2 separate regions of the Homo sapiens genome follow, and region 1 is linked to region 2. Evidence: chromatin loops called from intact Hi-C (ENCODE). Cell type or tissue: CD14-positive monocyte. All regions are shown on one strand. Each heading gives the region's core, and the rest is flanking DNA. Links, peaks and the distances in the headings are about the cores only. Region 1 has its middle 69 kb from the start of TIMM21. Region 2 overlaps CYB5A (cytochrome b5 type A).

Region 1 (11,883 bases), core at 2,063-10,062, 46 kb before region 2:
AAGCAAGAGGAGTAGCATTTGCCTACAAGGAGCCAGGGGAAAGGGGCTGGAAACAGGACCTGTGTGTTCAAGCAAGGGGAAGACCCCAGGAAGTAAAATTAGCTGAGCTGGGTCTAGAGGGGAGGCAGCAGAAATGACCTGTGTCTCACACTGACCACCAGATGGGGGGGACAGCCCTGGGCAGGTGGTCACCTGGAAGCTGAGGGGGCAAAAATAGTCTTGCCACAAGAATGAAGAATTAGATGAGATTAAATGTTCAAAAGTTAAATTTCAACTCAGGAAGTGATTCCATCTCATAGTCAGATTCAGTTCCTTGTCCTTTGTGACTTTTTCCATAAATATTCATTCAAAGCTAGCTTTTACTGATAAAGAGGGATGTGTCTACAATTTGCCTTCTACATTCCCCTCTACGTGATTGTTTTAAAAACCATGCAGGCCAGGCACGGTGGCTCACGCCTGAAATCCCAGCACTTTGGGAGGCTGAGGCAGACAGATCACTTGAGGTCAGGAGTTCAAGACCAGCCTGGCCAACATGGTGAAACCCCGTCTCAACTAAAAATACAAAATTAGCCAGGCGTGATGGTGGGCTCCTGTAATGCCAGCTACTTGGGAGGCTGAGGTAGGAGAATCGCTTGAACCCAGGAGGCGAAGGTTGCCGTTAGCCGAGATCGTGCCATTGCACTCCAGCCCAGGAAAGAAGAGCAAAACTCCGTCTCAAAAACAAAAAAAAAACAAAAAACGTACAATGTTGTCTAAACTAACACATTTGGAGTTTCCTGGGAAATGAGCCCCGCACAGGTGGCCCCGTGACACAGCCGAGCTGGGAGGGCAGCAGACAGGCCCAGGGTCATCCTGGCGACCCAATCAACTCCTAGGATCCAATTCACTCTCCCACCCACACATAGCTCCCATCGCCACAACATGGCGGGCTGCCCCATGCAAAGGAAGGCGCCCGCTCATCCCCTGATGAGGAAAAGGACTTGCGCACTGCCTTCATCGGGTGCACAGGAGGCTCCTCGTCGTCAAGTAACCAATCAGTTACATTACACAGGCCAGCACCACTCAAATCATCAGAGGAAGGGGCAGGGCAAGGAAAAATGAAAAGAAATCCGAAGGAAAGTGTGCGTAGCTGCTAGTAGTTTGACTTGTAACTGCCAAAGTTAACGCAGTCAGTCCTCACTATTTGAGGATTCCTACTTGCAAATTCACCTACTCGCTAAAATTTATCGCTTGTTTGTTTATTATTTTTTGAGACGGAGTTTTGCTCTTATTGCCCAGGCTGGAGTGCAATGGCACGACCTCGGCTCACTGCAACCTCGCCTCCCGAGTTCAAGCGATTCTCCTGCCTTAGCCTCCCGAGTAGCTGGGATTACAGACGCCTGCCCCCATGCCCGGCTAATTTTTTGTATTTTTAGTAAAGACGTGGTTTCACCATGTTGGCTAGGTTGGTCTCAAACTCCTGACCTCAGGTGATCCACCCGCCTCGGCCTCCCAGAGTGCTGGGATTACAGGTGTGAGCCACCATGCCCAGCCTAAAATTTACCTTTTGAAACCCCCAAATTGGTGCTCACTGTGCTTTCATAGTCATTCGTGGACATGCCAGAATGGTGAAAATGTTGAGTTGTCCAACTCGCCCTTTCCATCTCTACCTTCTTGTTCCAGCTCTCATACTGTAAACAAGTGTTCTTCTTCAGTCTATTTAGCCATTTTTTAAACATTTTTGTGCTTTTTCTTGGTGATTTTGCTCCTTAAAATGGCCCCTAAGCACAGTGCTGAGGCTGTCCTGTATTCCTAAGCACCAGAAGGGCTGTGATGTGCCTTATGGAGAATACACATGTGTTAGAGAAAAGCTTCATTCCAGCCGGAGTTATAGTGCCATTAGCCATGAGTGTTACATGAATGAATGGATAATATATAGAATAAGGTGCCTTCAAGCAGAAACACACATATAACAAGCTTAGCAATAGATGATTGACAAATATGTCATCACACAAGTTCACAGGAACACACCCTGTATTTTCCCTATGAGCAGTGTTCATTATCTGCTAACTCAGCGTTCCCAGTGACTTTATAGAACATAACTGCTATGAGTAATAAAAGTCAGTTGTACTTATCACTTTCTCTTTTTTCCCCCTTTTTCCTTTCCCTCTTGCCTTAGCCAGCATCTGCGGCAGTCAGGGTTCTTTACCTGGTGGGGTGAACTACACCTTCAGACCTGAGCTTTCTGAGCTCTTTGCTATCCTGTATTTATTGGGTTGCTAGACTCGGAAGTACTACAATGCATCTCTGTAATTCCCAGGTCCTGGTCTTACTCCTCTCTCTCCCCACTGGGGAGAAACAATCTGATTTCTTCTTGAAAATGAGATTAATCAACCCAACCACATCAGAACCTCCCCATCTTATCCTGTGAGTTCAGTGGCATGAGGAATTCAAGGCAGTCTGGTGGCAATCTTAACCTCCAATCCACGGAACCATTGTTGTAATGGACACATTCCTCTCTTGAAACAAGAACCGAGACATCTACACCAGCAGCCCTCAAGGCTGTAAAAATAGAAAGCAAAATCTCTTCAGACGAGTTCTTAGGTCCCACCCTATGGTTTCCAGACCCATGCATGTTGGCTGTGGGAGAAGAGACGCCACCAATTATCCATGGTCTAAGACATAGATCCTGCAGGCCAGCATCCCAGCTTCTGGGCATGCTGCCTCCCAGCCAACACAAGCTGCTCCTGTTCTTTCAGGCCACCCGGTGGGGTGTGGTGGGCTATGACGAGCCCAACACTGCACTTCTTTACTCCCTCATGTAGGGTCCCATGACCACGGGTAACTCATGCCTGAAGCCCACAGACACATTTCAGTCAGGGAAGGCACATCCATACCCAGAACAAAGCCTTTCAGCTTGGGACACATAAGCCCTCATGAGATGAGTGTGATGTAATCAATATACCACTGGCTTCTGGCAGCACTGCCCAGCCTCAGGCCACCGGGCCATAGCATCCTATCCTGGGCTCAGTCTCAGCCTAGCTGTAGGCAGATTGGGTCCTCAGCAGTGGTGGTACCAACATTGGCTTGAGAAGGAGGATGTCCATGCTGCTGAGCCTGTAGACAGCTCTATCCCTGCCACCATGAGCCCATTGAATAGACACTGCAGTAGCTGGTAGAAGACACGGTTCTCCATAGAATGGGCCATCTTGTCTACTGGTTATATCCTCTATGGTAGATATTCTTTGGAGCTCACTCACATGAAACACTCTCCTTCTGTGCCCATTCCAGGAGCAGCATCCATATATCTCCTCTTCTGATCACCAAGTCACCCATCTTCTATTTTTTTCTTTTAAACTCCATAAAAACTGCAGAGCCTTGCACTGCCCATGAATCAGGGAAAATCCACACCTCTGAGGATTTCTCCTCCCATGCAAAGTGAACAAGCACATACCCTTCTGCTGGGAGTTCTGCCCACAGAGGATTTTCTTTTACTTTTAACTTTCAGTGACTTCTCTGTATGGGGCTATAATGGCACAGCAGTCCCAGCCGAGCTAAAAATAATGTTGGCCACCATGACACCTGAGGTTTGGTCATCCAACCAAGAAAGGAACTAGAGCCACCTCCAGCTGCTACAGCTAGCCCATTAAATCTTGAGTCTTGAATAAGTGCACCCAAACCAATATACTTTTTGGTCCAATCCAAAGTTATATTTTACCCTATTATGTGTAAGATCCATATAATCTATTTCCTCACATATTCCCCAGGGTTAGAAATTAGCAAACTAGTTTGTTGTAGAAGCTGCCTGCTCGGGAAGCAAAACTTGAAGTTCCTCGCCCTGCCCCATCCTCCTCAGAGAATGATGACACTTGACTCTGGTAATAGGTCTGGAGGCAAAGGTTGCAGTTCCCACAGATGGTGAGAATGGCAACCAGCAGTTGCCATTCTTGAGGGCAACCAGCAGTCTTCACACAAGAAAAGCCTGCTTTCCTCAACCTAACAAATCTAGCAAGATAGGCTCCCAGGAATCAGGGGTGGGAGAGCCAAGATTCTTGGATTTCTTGAGTCTACTCAGATGTCTCTTTCCCAAGTCCCCAGGCCCCACCTCTTCCCCACTAATGCCATGGATTTAATGTATGGATTTAGAAGCGTTGCCATTTCTGAAACCCATAGAGCTAGACACAGCTAGACATTGGACCTGACCTCCAGCCATGCCTGCCTTGTCCCTACATCATATAAGTTATTATTTTGAGGCTGATCTCTGGATATATTTGTGCCTTGAACCAAGATTTCCAGCTCTGAACTTGCTACTGGTTTTCTGAAAAGTCTCCATTACCAACAGATACCCCCCAATCCTTGTAATCATCATCACTTGCACATCATTCCAATTCAGCCTCTATCTAATCTCCCTAAGCCTTGAACCCAACCAACACCTCACCTCCAGCAGCAACAGGTGATGATTTAGTCAATGATAATGCAACTCCATGCCACAGGTGACTAGTGTCCCACCTTCCCTCTGCCAGAACATCATCACTGTGTGCCCAAACAGATGAGCAATCCCGTTCCATGATCTTGTCTTAAAGATCTGATTTTGGCACTAATTCTTGTATGAAGAACTCTATTATTCAGAGTCCAACTTGAAAAGATCATTCCAGTATTTAAAGCAGAGGAAATCTAATGTAAGGAATTAGTTATACCGGTGGCAGAAGTGCAGAGAAACCAAATCAAGGACACCAACAGGGATAAGCAACACAAGAAGGTACTGCCATCCTGGGCTAGAAGGAAAAAGGGGTTCCTGGTCCAGGATGCAGGGCCATCCGGTCAAGGTGGGAACCAGAGCAGGCCTGGCAGATAGAAGCTAGCACCACAGAGAAGATGCAGCCCCTGCCTGAGACCCCACACAAAACAGAGGGAAACTCCTGGCTCCTCCCTTCCCCATCTCTCCAACCTCCTGCCATTGTCTCAATGGCCAAACCAACTGTTCTGAGAGTCTAAAAAATTAAGCCTGCATTGAAGGCTGCAAAGAAGCCCGGGTGATACAGAGCTGAGCAGGGGACAAGTGAGGAATAGATCTGATTGCAGAAAATTCCAAGGACCAGCAGCCCGTAGGGTGGGGTTAGGATAACCAGAGTCAACATGCATAAAGGAAGTTTCACTCAAAAAAATTAGCTATGGCCTGTGTGGATTCTTTTGACTTTGAATGATGGTTGGAATAAACTCTTGTGACTTGTAAATAGAAGTACTGAATGTGAGTCAACAACAGGCAGAAAGAAAACTGTGATGTCGGAAAAATCAAACAAGCAAATATTTATGTCAGATAAGAAGTTCATCAACCCCAATGTGATGATCTGGACAGAGTGGGTCCCTTTAATATACAAAATAGATGGATGTGGACTGGCTGGGTATAAACTTGAAATGGGGGCTGGGAGTCTCACCACCACCCTCACACTCACCATCCCTGAGAACCCTCTGAGTGCCAGCAGGTGTACTGAGAACCACACAAAGGTAAGCACGGATCACAGATTTAACACAACTCTGCAACCTTGTATCATTTTCAAGACACATGTGGCATCCCAAGAGATGTCAAATTCAACCCTCAGTACTGCACGAGGCTAAAATAGTGCAAACCAAAATTATAAAGCTGTAAGGGGTCTTAGAGATAAACTTGCCTATAAATGAGCCGTCTGACTCCAACCCACTATCTAATTTCAGGAGGCAGAGGTCACAAATGTCCCTGATTTCAAGTTACTATTTCTTTCCTTTTTTTAAGGGATATCTGTCAACCTTGGTTCTCTTAAAACTGGCTCTTGTGCAACAAAATGTTGCTTGTTACCGGTTCAATATTTTACTGTTGAATACATCGGGGCCTAAAGAAGTTATGTGACTTGTCCAAGGTCACACAGTAACTTAAAGGCAAAATCGAAATTTAAAACCTGCCCACCAACTTCTAATCAAGCAGCAACCCTTCTGTTTCAGCAAACGGTGGGTGTGGAGAAGCAGAGCTGTGCTGCCACCCGCAACCCTCAGAGTTATGAGGCAACAGCCTGTCGCTTTCCAAAATGTCCCATGAGGTCAGCTCTGCTGAGGGTTGTACCAGTCAAACCTGTGTTGCAAGATGGCTTCAAATATCAATTAAGATTGTAACATGCTGGACTACAAATGAAAAATTCATGTGAGAAGAGATCTGAGTTTGGATAACTCTGGGTCTCGTTCAGAAAGAAAGTATGTTGTGTTTCAAATATGACATTTTAAGTGCATTTACTTCTTTTTTGGATCAGCCTCTGATTCTGGGCTATTCTAGAATTTAGTGCAAACCTCTGCCATAGCACACGGCCCACTTGATTGCCTTTTCTTCATGCAACTGCCTTCCACCTGGCCTTGGTGCTTGCAACTCTGTATCTCTAGTGATTAGCATAGATTTCAACCCATAGTAGTACCTCATCAATATTTACTCGACAAATGAGTATATAAATGAGTAAATGATCAATCATCACACCTTCTAGAGATTGACAGCTCCAAAATTTGTCAATATGATGTGTCATGTGTACATTTTTTCCTGATGTATTCCTTCAACCAGGTGATACATGTAAAGCAGTAACAAATTAGATTAACAGTCCTTAATAAAGATTGCTAGAAAACTAAGAGCCAAGAAATAAATTCATAATTTCAAAAATATCTGCTTGAAGAGTATTTGTAGATAGTTTATCACCATATATATATACTATATATATACTGTATATATAGTATATATATACTATATATACTATATACAGTATATATATACTATATACAGTATATATATACTATATATATACCGTATATAGTATATATATACTATATATACTATATATAATATATATACTATATATACTATATATAATATATATAGTATATATATATAAAAAAACATAATATATATATAGTATATATAATATATACTATATATATACTATATATACTATATATAATATATACTATATATATAATATATATACTATATATAATATATACTATATATATAATATATATAGTATATATATAATATATACTATATATTATATATATACTATATACTATATATATACTATAGTATATATATATACTATATACTATATATATACTATAGTATATATATATAATATATACTATATATATACTATATATATAGTATATATATATAATATATATAGTTTTTTGTTTTTGTTTTTGTTTTTGAGACAGAGTCTCGCTCTGTCGCCCAGGCTGGAGTGCAGTGGTGTGAGCTTGGCTCACTGCAAGCTCCTCCTCCCGGGTTGACGCCATTCTCCTGCCTCAGTCTCCAGAGCAGCTGGGACTACAGGCACCTGCCACCGAGCCTGGCTAATTTTTTGTATTTTTAGTAGAGACGGGGTTTCCCCGTGTTAGTCAGGATGGTCTTGATCTCCTGACCTCGTGATCTGCCTGCCTCGGCCTCCCAAACTGCTGGGATTACAGGCGTGAGCCACCGCGCCCAGCGTTTATCACCATATTATATCCGCCTTATCTGTGGTTTTAGTTAACCGCATTCAATCATGGTCTGAAAATATTAAATGAAAATGTCCAGAAATCAATAATTCACAAGTGTTAAATTGTGCGCCATTCTGAGTAGTGTGATGAAATCTCTCACCATCCCGCTCTGTCCTGCCCGGGATGTGAATCACCCTTTGTCCAGCACATCCGTGCTGTATACACTCCCTGCCCCCATTTGTCATTTTGTAGCTGCCTTGGTTATGAGACTGAAGAAAACATGGTATAGATAGGATTCAGCCAAGGTTTCAAGCATCTGCTGTGGGTCTTGGAACATATACCCTGGTGATAGGGGGGCTACTGTATTAACTCCATATAAAGTGATAATATGAAAATGACTAATTTTAATTCAGAAATCTGTCTTAAGTGTTTTAACATTGCCTTTGATATTCTGTTTTTAATTTATTAAGGCTTCATTGAGCGATTCATTTAGAAAATTATTTTTAAATAGAACAATGAAAAGATGAACTCCAATGAGAGCATTAGCACTAATACCAATTTGATGGAGTCTAAATTAATGAGGTTGCATTGTTGCCAGACAAATACAAGCCTTTCAAACTCAGCACCCCCTGAAAGTAGACCCTGGGACAAGTCTGCAAGTGCAAATCCTTTATTTGGGAGGTGACCCCAGAGTGGGGACGTGAAACAGGGGAGGGAAGAGAGGCAATGAAGCCTGGGACAGTGCCACAGACAGCTGGTGCTCACCCTAGCAGGGGCTCCAGAGAGGGCATGGAGCCCGGGCATTGTCCCTGGTGGAAGGGAGGAAGCCAGGGTATTTACCCACCAACTCTTGCCCTTGTTGACTGAGATCACTCCTGGGGGCATCACCTCCCTGGCCCTCTGCGCCTGCCAGTGATCATTTCATGGCAGAGCCAGAGAGTGCCCTCCCTCAGGGAGAGAGATGCAGGAAGCCAACAGCCCCAAAGGGAATGCCCCAAGGTGATTTCCTGGTAGGGAGAGGACCTGGTTGGGGTACTGAGCCAGGCTTGGGAACACTGGAGCAGCTACACATACTTAGGTACCATCATCCCTTCTAGTTATTTTCTAGAACCCCCATACCACAGAGTTATTCTCCCCTAGAACTTGAAAGGGCCCCAGCTTCCCTGAATGGCTCTGGCCACCCAAGGTGCAGTGAGGTGCATGGTCTCATGATGACAGTGTTTTCTGCTATATTATAATTAATGAAAACCATGCATTCCAGTGATCTATACTTCTTTACTAGAATGCCATTTTGGAAACAAATATGAAAAATCCAAGAGACCAAAAGAACAGGCTCACGCTTCAAACCAAAACAGGAAAAGCTGCTTATTATCTAATATACGTAATATAATGAACTATTCAAATAATGTCAATTGTACTAGAAAAAAATATCCTTTAGGCCTGGTGTGGTGGCTCACACCTATAATCCCAGCACTTTGGGAGGCCGAGGTGGGCAGATCACGAGGTCAGGAGTTTGAGACCAGCCTGACCAACATGGTGGAACCCCATCTCTACTAAAAATTAGCCAGGTGTGGTGGCGTGTGCCTGTAATCCCAGCTACTCAGGAGGCTGAGGCAGAATTGCTTGAACTTGGGAGGCAGAGGTTACAGTGAGCCGAGATCACGCCACTGCACTCCAGCCTGGGCGAGAGAGCAAGACTCCGTCTCAAAAAAAAAAAAAACAAAAAATATCCTTTAGCTCAACCACTGGCTGCCTACCTACTAAGAATTACCAGTTTGCCCCTTTTGGCACTTCAGGGAAATCAAAAAGGAGAAAGAAATGCTGGTGATATGGTTTGGCTGTGTCCCTACCCAAATCTCATCTTGAATTTTACACGTTGTGGAAGGGACCCAGTGGGAGGTAATTGAATCATGGGGGTAGGTCTTTCCCGTGCTGTTCTCATGATAGTGAATAATTCTCACGAGATCTGATGGTTTTAAAAACCCATCGTTTTAAAAAAGTCTCCCTGCACAATCTCTCGTCTCCTGTCTGCCACCACATGAGACATGCCTTTCACCTTCCGCCATGATTGTGAGATGTCTCCAGCCACGTGGAACTGTAAGTTCATTCAACCTTTTTTTAATTCCCGGGTATGTCTTTATCAGCAGCGTGAACATGGACTAATACAGCTGGCCTTCCCTGCTCAGGTGAGAAGGAGAGAAGGAGGGGCCCGAGTGGGGCAGGGAGGGGAAGTAGCCCAATAGCACTGCCTGGGCTCACGTGAGGACCAGTGCCAGTCCCTTTCCATCTTCACACAGGCTGCGGGCAGGGGGTGCTGCCTGAGTTGGGAAGTAAGGCAAGTTTTACTGAGAAAGGGGCCTGTGTACAGCAGCTATTTTCAGGCGCTCAGAGGTATTTTTGTTTTGTGCATTCACAGACATTTTCACAAATGGCCTACAGGAATATTGTGCTTACCTGAACACGTGGGTTTCCTGCTTTACGGACAGCTTTCAGTTTGGTCTGTGCTGTGGTGAACATCCCCATGAGTCCCTGGGCTTCCAGGGCCCCCTTCCTGTCAGCGTCATGCAGTCAGCAAGCTCCCCTTCTTCCCCCATGCTGGGCCTGAGACCCCCAGCTCCTCCCGGGGCTCTCCCCTCTTCCCCACTTGGTGCCCTTTTGGAAATTAGACCAAAAATACACTTTGTAGGCCCCCATCAGGATCAGATGGCTTTAGATCCTGTTCTCCCCACTTGCAACCTTTTCATTTAGGACTTTCATCTAAGACTGGTTGTGAAGACGGGAATTCAGCGCGCCATGCAGGGGACTCACTAGGCCCCAGGTGGGAACCCCATCCCCTCCTCAGGCGTTTTTGCTTCATGCTTATATCCGTGTCATCATCGGGCCTCTTATGCTGGCATTTTGTTTGTGTGTTCTCTCTCGCTTAACAAACTCACTCCTAACAGTTTAAAGAAGTGGCCTCTCAATTTCTAGAGAATCAAAACAGCAGTAAATCTCCTTCTTCTGAAAACGTATTCCAAAACGCTATTTGGTTATTCTCGTCTTTTCTGTGGTAAGAATGCAAATAGGACTCTACTTCATTCAGAGAGCAAAAGACTCACGGAAGTTAAATAATTTATGGAAATATTTAGAAAAGAAAAAGAAAGGTACAGATATGAGCTTTCTGCCAAGTTTTTTCTTTTTCTTTTTTTCTTTTTTTAATTATAGGCCTTTATTGGCTCCAGACAGGGAGGTTCTGATAAGCCCAGGAAGGAAAGCTAATGAAAATCTCTTCCTTAGGGTACCTACCAGTTTTCTCATTAGAAAGCATATCTCAAATATCAAAGATTCATTTTCACTTGTTTTTATGAAGGACTTGGAACCTTGGTGAAAGGTTATTTTACACGTTCAAATCTTACTTTAGAATAATTAATTTAGTCATTCAACAAATATTTGAATGCACACCATATGATAGGCACATGCTGGATCCTGCTGATGGAAACCTAAACAAGTCAGACGATGCCACCCTTGTGGGGCTCAGAATGTACCCATTTAATTGCAATGTGAAGTGTTTCATATTCTTAACCACCTAGAGGCTCATCTGTAAATGAGGTCCTATACTTTTTCTAATCTACTGAAACGTGGCCATCCATCGACCTCCAGGAATATAAAACAGAGGCAGGGAAATCAAGCCAATCCATTTATACAAGTTTTAAGTGCATACAAAAAAAAAAAAAAGGAAATTTAGGCTATCATCTAAAATGACCTTGATGGGTCCAATACCAAGAAAAATAGGATAGCACATAGTAGGTGTTCATTTTTTTAACTTTTTCTTTGCAAATAATTTCAAACTTACAGAAGAGTCTCGAGAAAAACAATTGCTCAAAAAACACCCCCACACCCATTACCCAGATTTCTTACGATTCACATTGTATCCCATTTGCTTTCTCACTTGCTATTACTGTGTATATAATTTTTCTGAACCATTTGAGAATATGTTGCACACGTCATGGCCCTTTCCCCCTAAACTGCATTTCCTCAGAGCAGAGACAGTCTTGCATGACGATAAAACAATCTTGTTTTGTAATTCTTCCAATTTTGTAATTGTTCCACTGAAGTTCTTTATAGAATTTTGGCCTCCAGGGCAGGATACTACCCTGGATCTGGTCCTGCATCCATTTTCGTGTCTCCTTAGTCATCTTTCATCTGAGACATTTGCACAGCCTTTATCTTTTATGACATTGCATTTCTGAAGAACAGCCTCCTCCTCCCATTTTAAATAGAATTGCTTTCATGTGGAGTTTGTCTGATGCATTTCTGGCCAGTGAATGACATAAGTGGTGCTGCATCTTTCTAGGGCATCCTACCTGGAGATGTTCGCCATCCATTGTCCCTCCTTGGTGATGCTTATTCATAGCACAAGTCAAGGCATTTCTCCTCTGC
Region 2 (11,883 bases), core at 1,619-9,618:
CTATCTCCCTTAAAATACTGACAGAGTGATGTCTAACACGGCAAGCCCAGAACCTAGAGGAGAAGCTTAAGGGACTGCAACTGACCAGCCTGAGATGGGTGCTAGATGGTTCTGGAGCACGTCTGTGAGCCGGGTGCTTAACACTTCCCAGCTGCAATGTACCTACCTCCCTTGGCAGGTCTAACATGGAGACACTGTGAGGACCAAATAACTTCTACAAGAATGCTTTCAAAACTATAACCAAGAAGGGGTATTGCTACGACTAATATTCTCTATGTAAGCAAATGTGATAGAAACATTTATGTTAGATTAAAATGCATGATTTCTAAGTCTACAAATATCTTAATTTGGTAACTTAACACTATGCTTTCCTTAGGGCAGGTTCAAGCTAATAATCTTTACTGCATTTTATTTCACTATTCAACTAGATATTTTAAGCAGGCAACATCTCAAAACTTTAGACCACAGTGTACATTCTTCAACCTGGAGATCGGCCGATGGTTATACAGACACATGACAAAAGAAATCCCTAAGGACACTCTTTACTTCCACTAAACCAAAAGCACAAGAAAGATACATCCAGAAAAATGCTCATGTATTTCCTTTCATTTCATCTGCTTATGGCCTCTCAAAAAGGCCAGCAAGTTCTTGTCCCACATTCTTCCGGTTCTGCTCTCACTGAAGCAAAGTCACAATAAAGAAGAGTTGTTTAAAAAATACTCAGAAGTTAGTTAATCTGTAAAATCTCTGAAGAGAGTAAAAACATCTACTTTAGGCTGGGTGCCGTGGCTCACACCTGTAATCTCGGCATTTTGGGAGGCTGAAGCAGGCGAATGCCTGAGGTCAGGAGTTCAAGACAAGCCTGGCCAACAATGGTGAAACCCCATCTCTACTAAAAATACAAAAATTAGCTGGGCATGGTGGCAGGCACCTGTAATCCCAGCTACTCGGGAGGCTGAGGCAGGAGAATTGCTTGAACCCAGCAGGTGGATGTTGCAGTGAGCCGAGATCACGCCATTGCACTCCAGCCTGGGTGACAAGAGCAAAATTCCGTCTCAAAAACAAACAAACAAAAATCTACTTTAAAAAGTTAGTGTGATTCTCAAACTTCAGTGAGACCTTCTACATCTAACAAGCTGATCAAGTATCAACTGCTAATGCTGGAATGAAGTAAGCCATGTCTTAACGCACAAAGGGCTGTGCCTCAATGTTGTCAGGAAAGCTTTCTTTGATACTAAAAGCTAAAGTCCCAGAATTTACCACATAAACTTGCTCTGTTCCCAAAATATTCTCAGTATCAAAGTAACTGCCACTTTAAAATAGAAAATAAGAACAATAAATAGTAATGGGCAATTAATCCAACAGAGTATAGGCTGTAATACACGTGTTCTAAAAGCAAATAAGGAAGAAAGTCTTTGTCCTTTAAACTGAAAGTAGTTATGGCAGGAGACACATGTACAATCTTACACCTACAAGTGTTTTCTGCTTGTAGTCTTTATGGTTAGCGAGACGGCTGGCCCTGCGGTCATCTAAGTTCATCTAATGAATCTTAAACCTTTGTTTTGCTATAGCTAAATGACTTATACCAAAATGATTAACATGCTGAACACATGATAAAAAAAATATATATTCTTCCCTTAAGAGACTTCAGAGAAAAAGGAAAAACTTTATGCAACACAGAATTTCAGCTGTCCAAAAAGTAGCCTCAAAAAAGATGCTAAAGTCAAATGAACTCACAGCAAGGATTCTAAGCAATTGTCACAGAGGCCATTGAAATTCTGAAGTCAACTTTTTATCTCCTGGAAGTACTCATATCATTCACATTGAACTTAAGTCTTTCTTGAATAAGGAGAGAATATAAAAAAAATTGCTTTGTACTAAATAGTATTACACAAGACTTTTATTGTACTATCAGGGATGTTGAGGTAAATGTGGCCTTTATGCTTATATTATTGGATTAACTGCTTTGATCCTTTTGTAGATTAAAGATGATGTCTTGGCAGCAACAGCTCAAAAAATCAGCTCACCAGTTCTCGACACAAGCTCAGTGGGGTCTTGCTGTTGCACTTTCTCTAATGAAACCAAGAATTTACACCAAAACGAAAAATTATACTTTCTTTTTTGTCATTTGATTTAAGCAAAACTTTCCCCTGTAGTCCTTTAATTAGACACTAGAAACTATTTTGCCTACTTGTACTTTTCAGGAACTTAGGCTGTGCTCTTCCATTCTCACCCTACATTTATCTTCAAATATAAGTGAGATGGTCAGTTCAGAGAGAAAGGCTAGTGAATCAGAACATAAAACTAGTATTGCCAGAGTTATTTTCCTTTCCCAAGGAAAAGTAAGTCAAAAGGGTATTATTTAATTTCATTAAATTCATCTGACAAGTATTTATTGAACACCTACTATGCCCAAGAGACTTAAAGATGAAGAAGACATGAGACACACCCTTAAAGATTTAAGTAATAAAACCACTATCCATTCAGATTTTAAGTTCTCTGAAAATAAGGCTTGTGTCAAATCTTTTAGATCAGAAGCACGTGCTACCATAAAAAGTAGCTCTTCAAATGGTATATATTGATAATTATGATGAAAAAAGTAGTTTACTGACAGCCTTAAAAAAATTACACACACGCCATCCTAACAAATCATACTGACAGGTTTCCGTAAATAAAAAATACTTGCTGAGCCAGTAGGTTACATATTCATTTATCTAGAAAGACCTGTGCTGGCATCAGTCAGGTAAATAAAAACCCTCTGCCTTCAGTTTGACAAGTATTAAATACAACGAGAACATCCAGAGATACTTGAGATGGTCACACTTACCGGAGGCTTGTTTAACTTTGGTCTGTCATCCTGCAATGAAAAGATAAGGCACATTATGGAATTTAAAAATCTATGAAAGTACCACTTCCAAAATGCTGACTTTGAGACTTTTTAAAATTATAATTCAGTAATTACCATTTCAGATTCAACATTTAGCTATTAAACACAAAGTTTGATCCATCTGATTTAACAGCAAAAATTAGTAGCAGATTAAGTGCCAAGAGATATTTTCTATCTAGAGTTCCAAAGTTTCGAACAGCACCCATGACAGCTCTCTGTACATGCTGATGTGCACACACATTTATTAGACTCAGATTGCGACACGTAATTCAGGGAGGAGCTGAAGACTGATTCTTCCCTTCTGTCCTCTCAAATTCCATTTGAGATTGTGCATGTATCTCTTACGTGTATGATATCTTCAGTTAAGCCCTGCAGTCTCCCAGTTTTAGAGTCATAAACTATTTCAACTTCAGGCTGAAGCTGTCAAAAATACAGTGTGTTTAAAGGCTGGCCAGGGGGAAGCCCAGTGGGCAGGTGAAGCAGAAGTGCCACAGTCAGGGCCTGAAACCTGACCCACAGCTGGAAACAAGGATGGGATCAGGCATGTGTAACGGCAGGCCTCCCTGATGACCCTAAGACACTTTGCCTTTGTGAAGTATGGGATGAAAATATCGGGGCAAATAAACTTGTCAGATGAATGAAGCTTACTCCCTCAAAGTACATATCTCCTACCACCAAAAACAAAATCAAACAAACCTCCCAACTCAATGAAGTTGTTCTCAAATGGATTTCCTACTTTCGAGCCTTCTACAAAGAACCTAATGTAACCTCTTCTTCATTCACAGTCATTACAGGGATCATCAGTGGTATACGATAAGACTTTTCCTATATTCTTTAAGAGTTTCTCAGTTTGCTCACTTAGAATGAGGCTATTTGCCTCTCCATTTTTTTCTTACGAGAGCAGAGCGGGCTCCTAGCAGGTCTTTGTCCCCTTCTGGCGGGCTGCTAACCATGCACCACAAGTGGGAAGGCAGGACGGAGCCAGGCACTCCCAGAGGTGGACAGGGCAGCTGAGTGTGCGGCCCCAGGATCCACTCCAGAAGCTCAGAGCGCTCGGCAACTTCTTTCCAAGTTTTCAGCGATTTTCCTGATAACTTAGGTTGACAGACTAGTAACATTTAACATGGTCATTTACAACTGCCACAGAGGGGTCTAAAACCGTAACACAGCACAGTGTTTATAGAAAAGCCAAATTAGGACTAGGTGCGGTGACTCACACCTGTAATCCTAGCACTCTGGGAGGCCTAGGTAGGTGGATTACCTGAGGTCAGGAGTACAAGGCCAACCTGGCCAACATGGCGAAACCCCATCTCTACTAAAAATACAAAACAATTGGCCAGGCATGGTGGCCTGTGCCTGTAATCCCAGATACTTGGGAGGCTAAGGCAGGAGAATTGCTTGAACCCAGGAGGTGGAGGTTGCAGTGGGCCGAGATCGCGCCACTGCACTCCAGCCTGGGCAACAGAGCAAGACTCTGTCTCAAAAAAAAAAAAAAAGAAAAGAAAAGCCAAATTAGGCCAGTGTTTTCCAAAAGTTGGTCAATGAATTGGTCCAGAGCTGATATTCTCGAAGGTCTGGGGTACAGTGAGTAGAATATGGACAATGTGCTAGTTCTACAGAAGGCAGAGCTTATTCATTTCACATAGCTCCGTTTTTATATTTTTTAAATCATTTTTTAGAACTAAAATATCCTTGGCCTAATGAAAGTAGAAGTGGGGTTCTTAATAAAAATATTTTGGTCAGAAAAGGAAAGAAAGCAATGCTGGGTTGATTCTCCCCACCTTGTAAAACGTGCTGCCCCATGGAATTTCTAGGACTGAGCAGACTCCCCAGTGCATGGCTGTGGGGTGGAGCCTGCTGACTAAAACGAAGTGCCAGTAAACAATGCAACCAGGCCAGGTGTGGGGGCTCACGCCTGTAATCCCAACACTTTGAGAGGCCGAGGTGGGTGGATCGCTTGAGTCCAGGAGTTTGAGACCAGCCTGGGCAACACGGTGAAACCCCGTCTCTACAAAAACTATGAAATTTATCAGGCGTGGAGGTGTGTGCCTGTAGTCCCAGCTACCAAGAGGCTGAGGCAGGAGGATGGCTTGAGCCCAGGAGGTTGAGGCTGCAGGGAGCCATGATCGTGCCACTGCACTCCAGCCTGGGTGACAGAGTAAGACCTGTCTCAAAAAAAAAAAAAAAAAAGCAACAGTGAAATGCAAAGACATTTTTGGTCAATTTATTTATAACAAAAAATGGTGTCCTAAAATCAGGAGTTGTTTTTGCTTTACTCCTTTTAAAATGTGTATACATGCAAGCTTACAGACTAGGGTAAGGTCATCTGATAGCCTTAAATACAAATAAGAAAGGGCCCCCAAAATGTACTTACTGGATGGAGCTCCCCAATGATGAATGTTTTGGACATTTCCCTGGCATCTGTAGAGTGCCCGACATCCTCAAAGTTCTCAGTAGCGTCACCTCCAGCTTGTTCCCTTAAAACTTCTTCCCCACCAGGATGCTGTTCAAAGGAGAGGTAGAATAAAAATTTTTTTTTCAGGCAAATGAATTAAGAGAAAACGGCCAGAATTTATTTAACCAAACAGGTGACTCCTTCAGAAGACACAGATGACAACAGGAGACTAACTTGTCCATAAATGTGGATTAAAACAACACAGGCCTTTATATTCCATTTCCATCATGCAAGTACAATAGGCCTAGGCAGCAGAATCACTTGGGCCCAAGTTCAAAGCCAACCTGGGCAACATTGTGAGACCCCATAACTATAAAATACAATTTTAAAAAATTAGCTGGGCACGGTGGCATGCCCCTGCAGTCCCAGATACATGAGAGGCTGAGGTGGGAGGATGGCACAAGCTCAAGGGGCTGAGGCTTCAGTGAGCAGTGACTGCACCACTGCACTCCAGCCTGGGTAACAGAGGGAGACCCTCAAAAAGATAAAAGTAAAAAAAAATTTAAAAACAACCTTTCCCGGCCGGGCACGGTAGCTCACGCCTGTAATCCTAGGCAGATCACTTGAGTTCAGGAGTTCGAGACCAACCTGGCCTACATGGCGAAACCCCATCTCTACAAAAAATACAAAAATTAGCCAGCCGTGGTGGCGGGCACCTGTAGTCCCAGCTATTCAGGAGGCTGAGTCTTGAGAATCGCTTGAATCCAGGAGGCCGAGGTTGCAGTGAGCTGAGATTGCGCCACTGCACTCCAGCCTAGGCAACAAAGTGAGACTCTGTCTCAAAAAAAAAAAAAAAAGAGAGCGAGAAAGAAAGAACCTTTCACTAACAACATAAGTTGCTTCCCCATGTCACTCATACAGCTTAGTAAAAGCATGAGGCTCGTGTCCTTCATCCTTTGGTAATGTCTGCTTGGTTTTTCCATCAGGCTCTCAAAATTGCTCTTATTCTCTACCCAATCTATTTTTTCTTGACTCCTGCACCTGAGACTGACTTCTCTGACATCTTAGTCTAAGTGTGGCCTCAAGAGCTGGCATGCCTAAGATGACGATTCACAAGAGGCACGTGTGTCACTTCCCTCTGGAAAGCACCCTGCGTGCCGGCAATGCACGGGCAGCACAGACTGTCAGATAGATGAGTCCCTGCCTTTGCAGAACTCACTTTCTGGTAGGTAAAAACAAAACAAAACAAGTAACTTGCTGAAGATGCTGCCACCAGGACACAGTGCTGCCAGGACACAATGGAGGCACGGAGGCAGGGGTTCAACTCCACACTGGGGAGAGGCGGGAAGAGCCTCTTGTGGAATAAAAGAGTTTTAGTGCTTTCAGCTGCTTTAATATGTGAAACAAGGATGGTCATGATGCAGGGAGGGAAATTTTTTCTCCAAGATGATTGACAAGTGGGGATTAGTCACAGGACAGAGGTAAGGAGGTCTGGGGATTCTCAGGCAAGGGAAGCAGCTCTCAGAGTAATAAAAAAGAAAGCGGAGCTTGGGCAAAGCATCCTAAATACGTACTTTTGTAGGAAAAAAAAAAACTTCTTTAACTGAGCTTGAATGTTATTTTAGATTCATCCTGACCTTGAGCAAGTCACCTGCAAGTGTCCAACAACTGCACAAAAACCGGTCTCCCTTGCAGAGTCGACTGTGGTCAGTCCTTAATTTCTCCCAGTAATGAAGACATCAGGGCACATCACATTGTAGGAAGGTGGATCATTATTCTGATTTGAAACTGTTTCTCTTCCTACTTGGTCTAAACATACCTAGTGCTAAGGACATCCACTCTTTTTTTTTCTTTTTATAACATTTATCCATCTATGCTGCAGAAAAACTGGGAAGCACAAAGAAAAAAATTAAAATCACCCATCATCTTGCCTCCAGAGAGCCAGACATACACACACACGTATGTGTATGTAATGTTGGATAGAAACTGTGATGGTTATCCTATGCATTGTTTTAGAAAATAAAAAGGAGGTGATACATGGTACAGAGGCAGAGGTGCCTAGTGGTTACCACTCACTCTGTGAACTTGGGAAAACACGCATGTAGTTTTTGAGGATGAAATCTATGAACATATGTGTCTGGCACATCGTTTATGCTCAGTAACTATTACCCAGCATTTTTATTAAACACTTTCCAGTGTCTCTATGTTAGTCTGTTTTGTACTGCTATGAAGAAATACCTGAGACTGGATCATTTACAAAGAAAACAGGGGTTACTTTGGCTCTCAGTTCTGCAGCCTGTACAAGCACGGCACCATCATCTGCTCGGCCTCTGGTGAGGCCTCGGGAAGCTTTTACGCACAGTGGAAGGCCCGGGGGAGCCCACACATCTCATGGCGAGAGAGGAGGTGGTCCCAGGCTCTTTAAACAACCAACTCTGCCTGAACTAACAAAGTGAGAAGTCACTCACTACTGTGAGGACGACACAAAGCCATTCATAAGGGATCTGCCCCCATGACCTAAACATTCCTGCTAGGCCCACCTCCAACCCTGGAGGCCACATTTCAACATGAGGTTTGGAGGGAACAGGTGCAAACCATGTCAGTCACTAAGTATTCTTCCTCAACGGGACTTTGACATGGCTACATGCTGTTACATTGTATAGGCATTCCCCAATTTACTGAAATGTCTTCTACTGGGGCCATTTAGATTATTAAAAGTCCACCTTAAACAGGCATGGGAATGCACGTTAGATGTGCAGACAACAGAATGGCTACCTCAAAGCCAACCCGAAACTTCTGGATTCCTCGCCAAGGCTGCAGCAATAAAAACATGGTTTTGTTGATTCCAGAAAAGTCTGCTTAAGGTTGGACACTTCCACTCACCTACTGAGTAGAGAGAAGCCACATGGTGAGATATAAAATGACTCAGCCAGGACCCACAACTATGTAAACTCACAGACTGCTGTTACTCGCGTAGGGACCGCTGAACTCAGGAGCTGCCGTAACTTTTGATTCCTGTTAAGGATATGTCAGTGGAGACAAATCGCCCAGAGTCAATCATTATTTGCCAGGGACAGCCGATGTTCAAAGGACGACTTCGAGTGAGGTTAAAAACATGGACTTGGCCCTTTATAAAGAATTGCAGACTTAGACAAGTTTTTAGATACAGAATTCTGATCTTTACAGTGCTAAAATGGAGAAAATACACATTCAATTTCATGGGGTAATTCCACAGTCTTAATCTGAAACAGAAGTACAACAGGGCAACTCCTCACCTTAATTTTTGACCAAGAACAGCAACAAGGGATAGGTATGTATGAATCTACCTATCGACCTCTGGTTTTTACCTTGCCTAAACCATTTGTGGGGCAATTTTCTAACAAAAAAAAAAAAGAGAGAGAGAGAAACATCTTGGATTATATTGGTTTCACTGATAACTCATGTAAAATTTTAAAGATTTAAAAAACTAAAAAAAAAAAAAACATAGCTTAGAATAAACTAACTGATACTAAAATATTTTCACTCCATCCTAAAGGTCTATCTTAATAATTGGTAGGAAAATCAAATCCTAAAAATTGATATTTTGGAAAAAATAACTCATCTTGATAAGACAGTAAAAGATGAGGGTGGCTTTTTGTAATATCTAATATTTTCCTTGAAATATATGTATTACGGAGAGAGAGAGAGAGACACTTGGCCAAGTAAACTGAATCTAAATCATGTTTTGAAACTTGTCAATCTTCTCACTCTTGTTAGTAAATACATGCAGCAATTTTAATAAGCACACATCACTTTTTTTTTTTTTGAGACGGAGTCTCGCTGTGTCACCCAGGCTGGAGTGCAGTGACGCAATTTCAGCTCACTGCAACCTCCGCCTCCCAGGTTCAAGCAATTCTCCTGTCTCAGCCTCTGGAGTAGCTGGGACTACAGGCTCCTGCCACCACACCCGGCTAATTTTTGTATTTTTAGTAGAGACGGGATTTCACCAGATTGGTCAGGCTGGTCTTGAACTCCTGACCTCAGGTAATCCACCTGCCTCGGCCTCACAAAGTGTTGGGATTACAGGCGTGAGCCACACATTTGGAGACTAAAGAAAATGCTCTTCTTTGCCTGTCAGCATTCCGAAGAGACAAAGAAAAATTGGGAATGCTGGTGTTTATGCCATCGTGGTTATGCCCAGAGATAAACGTGTGGCAGCGGTGTTATGTCCTAACCTTTGGGCAGGTTATAGCACTTGGGGGTGGCCTGAAGAAAAGGCAAGGCAGAAAGTAGTAGAATAACAGGTAAGTAAACTTATCTGATGATTATCTAAAAGATTTAAGAAAAAGACCAAAATGTGTGGTTACACATAGGTAAGATTAGAGGTAACAAAAGAAGTGAAATTCTCCCAAAGAGCCTGAGCCAAATGGAAGCTGTGGATCCACTTCGGCGAAGTCAGTAGCAGAAATCTGTCCTCCATAACGCACTCCTTGCTAAGCCTCTACTCATGCGACCATGTGTGGGAAGTGACCAGCTGTAGTGCCCAGAGAGAGGGAGAAAGGTGGGGAGAGGATGTCGCGGGTCAGTAAGGAGGACCCAGAAGTGGGGATGGGCATGGAGATGCAAAGCTGTTTCCACGTGAGCTGACCCTAACGGTCTTCCGTCTTTCCAGAGGAAGATTTCCATTTGTTTTTGTTATTATGCACTTGAGTTAATTCACCCAACAAACACACATGAACGTCTCCACGTGGCAGCCACAGTCGGAGCCAAGATAGCGACGGCTCCCGCCTCGGGGAGTTCACAGCCGGAGAGATGAAACATGAATAACTATGACCATGCCACTGCAAGTGAAAGGAAATGTCCTCAGGTGAAAGAGTTTAGTGCCATGAAGAATATGACACAGGAATGTCACCCACACAAAGGGGTCAGGACGGGCCCTGCTGAGCTGTACCACAAGGTGGGAGCTGCAGTCAACAAGGGCCAAGAGGTGTCTGGGGAAGGTGTTGCAGGGGCGGGGAACAGCGAATTCAGGACCTGGGAGAGAAGGCCTCACAGGGCCCCAGGGTAGGAGAAAGGGCCAGGCCGTGTGCTGCTTTTGCGCCTCTCCAAGGATTCTGATCTTTGTCCTGTGAGCAATGAGAGAGGCCATGGTAAGGATCTAAGTGGGGGAGGTAACGCGATCAGATTTAATTTTAAAATATAACCCAGGCTTCAGAGTGGACAGCAGACAAAAGGGCAAGAGAGGGTGAGGGAAGGCTGTTCTCTGCAGCCACTCCAGAGGGTAGGGTGGGGGCAGCTGCAGGTGCAAGGGTGTGCATGGTGTGAGGCAGAGTGGACGAGAGGGCTTCCGGACGGTAAGGATGGTGGGAGAGACAGGAAGTGCCACTGGAGCCAATGTTTGGTTTGCACAACTGAATGGAAGATGGGGCCAAATGCTGAGAACAGGTGTCAGGCAGAGAGACCAGGTTTAGGGCTAAACCACTTACTGGAACTCACTCATCGTGCCCACATATCTTGTAGCTCCTAATGCCTCCCACAGGCTTTTGCGAAATCTCCACTTTGTAAGTTACCCAAATATACCTTGTTCTCGACAGCATATGAGAATCCCCAGATACAACCCAGGGAATACCAATACAATAACTGGAAATGGCTTTTGCTTTTTGCATCTATAAAGGTTAGCTATGGGAAAATAAACAGGAAATATGCTTTAAAAGATTGAAGGTCGGCACAGTCTAAATTCAGAAGACATTAACTGCCACACCCCTACCCAATACTAAGTGACTTTCAGGAAGACACAGTACACCCCTGCATTGTAAACAGTAATGTCGGCTCCCAGCTCCTGTCGCTCCATGGCTTTATACAGCTCACACATAAAAGTTCGCAGCAGAATTTTGCACAGTGGTTCTCTTCTCCTTGAATTGCCTTCTTTATTTGACTTCCAGGGGAACAGGCTGCGCTTGTGTTCATCCAACCTTCTCGGCCACCACAGTCTCCTGATCGTCTACGTGTCTAAACACAGGAGCACCCTGGGGCTCAGTCCCTGGTCCTCACCCCTCCTCCATCTGCGTTGGCTCTCCTGATGATCTTATCAAGTCTCCCCACTTAGAGAATCATCTGTCAGCCAAGGAAAGCAGTGGAAGAGCCCCAGGTCCCTCCCACACACAGCAGCTACTCAGTACTTCCACTCCATAGCTAATGCACACTCCAGCGTAACAGGACCAAATGGCATGTCTCACTTTCCCCCCCAAAATACACTCCTTCCAGTCTTTCATTCATGGGAAATGCTGCCACCACACACCCAGTTGCTGCAGCCAAAAGCCTAGGAGTCAAGTTTTATTCCTCTTTCTTTCTTCATCTATTCCATCAGCCAATCCAGTTGGCAACCTTCAAAACAGACTGAGAATCTAACCACCTCTCACCACTTCCCCTGCTACCACCCAGGGACAACAGCAATTGTCACTGAGCTGGTCTCCCATCCTCCCTAGCATCAGTTCCCCTGAGATCGCCATGCCATGAAGACTTTTAGAAGCTGATTATGGTACCCTGGGAAAGGATCATGCTTGCGTAGTCTAGAGGGGTGGCAGTAATGGTGATGCAGAGGTAGAAGATAAAGTAGGGGAGT

What was found. Peaks named below come from ENCODE experiments on the same cell type or tissue, not always from the same donor. Only the 100,000 strongest peaks of a DNase experiment are listed, where the experiment ranks them.
Region 1: it touches region 2 in a loop (2.3-fold over the local background); 2 of 110 quality-filtered maps call a loop at or near these places.

Annotation. Positions count from the first base shown.
Region 1 is chr18:74,211,618-74,223,500 of GRCh38, forward strand. No RefSeq gene overlaps it. Among named protein-coding and RNA genes, the nearest start is that of TIMM21, 69 kb to the left of the region's middle. In CD14-positive monocyte, for the core only: no CTCF peak of the experiment used is centred there; no DNase peak of the experiment used is centred there.
Region 2 is chr18:74,258,088-74,269,970 of GRCh38, forward strand. CYB5A (cytochrome b5 type A) reads right to left here. Exons shown (of 5, transcript NM_148923.4): 2 at 5,262-5,390; 3 at 2,828-2,857. Among named protein-coding and RNA genes, the nearest start is that of CYB5A, 28 kb to the right of the region's middle. RefSeq lists enhancers at 9,770-10,310, 11,020-11,189 and a cis regulatory region at 11,105. In CD14-positive monocyte, for the core only: no CTCF peak of the experiment used is centred there; a DNase peak (open chromatin) is centred at 6,424.